2 separate regions of the Homo sapiens genome follow, and region 1 is linked to region 2. Evidence: read pairs that join two places in POLR2A ChIA-PET (ENCODE). Cell type or tissue: B cell. All regions are shown on one strand.

Region 1 (2,500 bases), 560 kb after region 2:
CCTGACCTCGTGATCCACCCGCCTCGGCCTCCCAAAGTGCTGGGATTACAGGCGTGAGCCACCATGCCCGGCCCTGAAAGTCTACTTTTCTTAATCACATCTTCCAACAGGTGAGTGGACTCCCCCTACCAGACTGCATCTTCATCCCTGTAACCCTAGAGCGGAGCACCCCGCAGCGTCCACCAGCACTTCAGGGCTTTCTGGAACTGGATGGTGTCAGATTTCAGTTGCTCTATTTGCAAGGGCAAAAACCCTCTGTCTTTCTCAGCGCTCTGGGACCTGGTTTCCAGCTCACACCTCCACATCCACTCTGCTCCTCCCCTGTGCCCATGATGGTTCCAGGCACACAAGCTGCTCCTTGTCTAAAACAGGGCTTGGCAAGCAAGGGCCTGCTGGGCCAAATCCATACAGCCCGTCATGGCCTTTTTTTGTCCAGCCCACGGGCTAAGAATGCTTTTTATGTTTCTAAAAGGTTGTGAAAAACAACAAAAGACAATATGCAACAGAGACTCTGACCCACGAGGGCTAAGAGATGGTCTATGGCACGCTGCAGAAAAGCTGGCTGACCCCTGACCTGGAAAAAGATGATCCCCAGCCCACTTTCCAGTTCCCACGCTGCAGCTCCCACAACCTCAACCAGGTGACAAGCTCTCTCACAGCATGCTTCACCCACAACTGGCCTCTTCCTGACAAAACACAATCTCAGTCCTTAGCACTTAAAAGCCACTATATTGAGGCCAGGTGTGGTGGTTCACACCTGTAATCCCAGCACTTTGGGATGCCAAGGCGGGCAGATCACTTGAGGCCAGGAGTTCGAGACCAGCTTAGCCAACATGGCAAAACCCTGTCTCTACTAAAAATACAAAAGTTAGCTGGGCCTGGTGGCACACACCTATAATCTCAGCTACTTGGGAGCCTGAGGCACGAGAATCGCTTGAACCTGGGAGGTGGAGGTCGCAGTGAGCCAAGATCGCACCACCACACTCCAGCCTGGGCGACTGAGTGACACTCTGTCTCAAATTAAAATAAAGCCACATATAAGGACAGAATTATTTTACGCTGATCTCTACAAAGGAATACAATTTTCAAGCTGAAAAGCAACCTGAGAAACCATGGGATAGGGGGTCTAACCTCTATTTAGCAAGGAAAGCATGAGCACGACTGGCTTAAACTCAAAGTCTGCAAGTGGCAGAGACAGAACTACAACATCTCCTGACTCTCCACCCAGGGCTTTGCTACAAGGATATGGAATCCCCCAGTACTTATTCTGTGTGGGGCTGCCAGACTTAGCAAATAAGAATATATGACGCCCAGGCCTGGTGCAGTAGATCACACCTGTAATCTCAGCGCTTTGGGAGGCCGAGGCAGGCAGATCACTTGAGGTCAGGAGTTTGAGACCAGCCTGGCCAACATGATGAAACCTTGTCTCTAATAAAAATACCAAAAAAAATTAGCCAGGCGTGGTGGTGGGCACCTGTAGTCCCAGCTACTCAGGAGGCTGAGGCAGAAGAATGGCGTGAACCCGGGAGGCGGAGCTTGTAGTGAGCTGAGATCGTGCCACTGCACTCCAGCCTGGGCGACAGAGCAAGGCTCTGTCTCAAAAAAAAAAAAAATCAAAAAATTTTAAAAAGACCACGCATGGTGGCTCATGCCTGTAATCCCAGCACTCTGGGAGGCTAAAGCGGGCAGATCACAAGGTCAGGAGTTTGAGACCAGCTTGGCCAGCATGGTGAAACCCCGTCTACTAAAAATACAAAAATTAGCCAGGCATGGTGGTGCGTGCCTGTAGTCCCAGCTACTCGGGAGGCTAAGGCAGGAGAATCGCTTGACCCCGGGAGGCAGAGGTTGCAGTGAGCCGAGATCGTGCCACTGCACTCCAGCCTGGGTGACAAAGTGAGACTCGTCTCAAAAAAAAAAATTAAAAATAAATAAATAAATAAATAAATAAATAAAGCCCAGTTACATTTCAACTTCAGATAAATGACTAAGTTTCTAGTAAATACTGACACAAAATGTGGGATTTACTTATACCGGTATATACTTATACCGGCCACACTCCAGGAGCTTTAAAATCACACAGACATCCTAGGGGCTTTAAAAATGATTCCTAGCTGGGCACGGTGGCTCATGCCTGTAATCTCAGCACTTTGGGAGGCCCAGGCAAAAGGATCCCTTGAGCTCAGGAGTTCAAGACCAGCCTGGACAACACAGGGAACCCTCATCTCTATGAAAATAAATAAATAAATAAATAAATAAATAAATAAGGTGGGCATGGTGGGGTGCGCCTGTAGTCCCAATTACTTGGGAGGATGAGGTGGGAGGATCACTTGAGCTCAGGAGTTCGAGGCTGCAGTGAGCTATGGTGTACCACTGCACTGCAGCCCAGGTGACAGAGTGAGTCCCTGTCTCAAAAAAATAAAAATAGCCGGGTGTGGTGGCTCACACCTGTAATCCCAGCACTTTGGGAGGCCGAGGCAGGCAGATCACGAGGTCAGGAGAT
Region 2 (2,500 bases):
TTTTTTTTTTTTTTTTGAGACAGAGTCTCGCTCTGTTGTCCAGCCTGGAGTCCAGTGGCACGATCTTGGCTTACTGCACCCTCTGCCTCCCGGGTTCAAGCGATTCTCGTGCCTCAGCCTCCTGAGTAGCTGGGACAACAGGCGTGTGCTACCACGCTCAGCTAATTGTTTTGTATTTTTAGTAGAGATGGGGTTTCATCATGTTGGCCAGGCTGGTCTCGAACTCCTGACCTCAAATGATCTGCCCGCCTCAGCCTCCCAAAGTGCCGGGATTACAGGTGTGAGCCATTGCGCCTGGCTTGTGTGTACTGTTGCCAGTATATATTTCTGTGTAATAATGTTCAGGGTTGTAAACAGAAAACCACATATAATGCACTTTAAGGGAGTATTTGCGGGATTTTCCAGAGAGTATGTTCATCCTGTTGCTCTGTAATGGTCATCATTTTGGGGCTAATGACTGCAGTTGCCGTGATTCAATTATGAACTTCCTTTTTAAGCATAATTTCTTTTTTTTGTTGTTGAGACAGAGTTTTACTCTGTTTCCCAGGCTGAAGTGCAGTGGCGTGATCTTAGCTCACTGCAACTTCTGCCTCCTGGGTTCAAGTGATTCTCCTGTCTCAGCTTCCCAAGTAGCTGGGATTACAGGCATGTGCCACCACACCCGGCTGATTTTTGTATTTTTAGTAGAGACGAGGTTTCACCATGTTGGCCAGGCTGATCTCAAACTCCTGACCTCAGGTGATTTGCCCACTTCAGCCTCCCAAAGTGCTGGGATTACAGGTATGAGCCACCGTGCCTGGCCTTTAAGCATAATTTCTATATAAACATTTAAAATGAAAGTTGCTGGAGTCTATCATGTTCATTATAGCAAATGCATGTCTTATTTTTGTTCCTTTCAAGAAGTTAGCTTCAATTAGGGAAGTTGTCAACAGAGAATTTTAAAATAATTTTTAGGTGAGTTTTCAAATGAAAAGGAAGAGACGTCTGCAAATGTCCTTTACTTATTCAGCTTCTGAAATACCTTACTTTTTATTTGCCTTTGATGTAATTTTTACATTGAGTTCCCAGATTGATTATCTAAAGCAGGAAAGGTAGAACTAATTCATTATCTAAAACAAGAAAGAACAAATTTCAAGTTAAAATAGCAGTGTTTTCAGCAAGAATTAAAAAAACGAGGTTTCACTTTCTCTGTAGAGGAAGAGTGGTGGGGTAAGACATTCAAGAAAGTTGTTCATTCGCATATTTCGAGAAGCATTGAGGTCCAATTGCATAAAAACGTATCTGCTGTCTCTAGCTTTGGCCTTTGAGGGAAGGATATAAGGGAATACTCAGGACAGGGGTAAAAAGAAAAAAGACCCTTAGCACCCGAGGCTTTCAAGATCACTCTTAATTAGTAACTTCCTTCCATCTCTCCTCTTCCCCTAACCCCCAGCGGCCCCCCCAATCTTCATGGGCCACAGGAGACTGTCAGGGTGTTCAGCCTGGTTTCTGTGCCGGGTTAGGTGTGGTGTCATAACACACAGAGGGACCTCAGGAGGACTAACCCTGTGGTCTGTGGATGGTGTGATGCCTCGGGAGCTGGGGTGACTGCAGGGGTGGGTGCCTAGTGGCACAGAGGGAAAGCAGGCAGCAAGTCCAGGGCCGTTATGCCAGCCACAGGTGGTGGGCTGTCTGAGGGAGCAGTGCCTTGCGGCAGTTCTAACCCGATTTCCCATGCCGAATGCCCTGGTGGGTACTTCGGGGGTTTGATAAGAAAAGAGAGTAGTTTCTTCTGTGTTTTCATGGAAAGGAGTTTTCTCACAGGCATAATCTTGAGTGTCTACTCAAGATTTGGGAACATTTCACATGTATGTATTACGGTTTGTGACCAAAGACTCTGGATAAAAGGAGGATTTATATCAGAATTATAGGAAGAGCTGTCATGCTGTACCATGGAGACCTGTGTGTGGGTGGTGAGAAGATTCAACAAGAAAAATAAGGTCTGGGCACTGGCATGTCTGGGTGCTGCTGCGGGCTGGGGAGAGGAGCCTGTTGCATTTAAGAAAGATTTGCCTTTTCATCACCATGTCTCCAGAATAGGCATGGTGCCTGGGGCCCTACAGAGGCAGCTCAGCAACTGTGGAGGGAATAATGGATTGAACCAAGTTCCATCTTGTAAAAAGTTAATATGTGGTGAGTTTGAGTTTTTTTCCTCAACTCTCCATTTCAAACAGAAACCAGAACACTTCTGTGCATGTTTGACCCCATGCAGAACCCGTTTTCTTTGTTTTTCTATGATATGGATGACTTCCATTATTCTCAAACTTAGTTACTAACTTACTGATTTGCCTTTATTGAAAAGAACACAATTATTTACAGTGAACACCTTCTTAGAAAATCTGGAACATAAGGTTGCCATAATTATACACACTTTGTGGTCTTTAAGATATATTCTCAGGGTGACATGAACATGTCAGAGTATAAACATTTTTAGAATTCTTGATGTCTGGTGCCAACTTTT

The links. ChIA-PET counts read pairs that join two places held together with the same protein. Peaks named below come from ENCODE experiments on the same cell type or tissue, not always from the same donor. Only the 100,000 strongest peaks of a DNase experiment are listed, where the experiment ranks them.
Region 1: POLR2A ChIA-PET joins it to region 2 with 7 read pairs; 2 of 35 experiments call an interaction of 5 or more read pairs at or near these places.

Annotation. Positions count from the first base shown.
Region 1 is chr17:78,217,720-78,220,219 of GRCh38, reverse strand. All of the region lies in intron 3 of BIRC5 (baculoviral IAP repeat containing 5), which reads right to left. Among named protein-coding and RNA genes, the nearest start is that of BIRC5, 4.7 kb to the right of the region's middle. In B cell, no CTCF peak of the experiment used is centred here; no DNase peak of the experiment used is centred here.
Region 2 is chr17:78,774,175-78,776,674 of GRCh38, reverse strand. The region is part of intron 1 of CYTH1 (cytohesin 1); the gene reads left to right. Among named protein-coding and RNA genes, the nearest start is that of CYTH1, 6.8 kb to the left of the region's middle. RefSeq lists an enhancer at 1,605-2,106. In B cell, no CTCF peak of the experiment used is centred here; a DNase peak (open chromatin) is centred at 1,454; H3K4me3 peaks cover 2,309 bases; H3K27ac peaks cover 2,500 bases.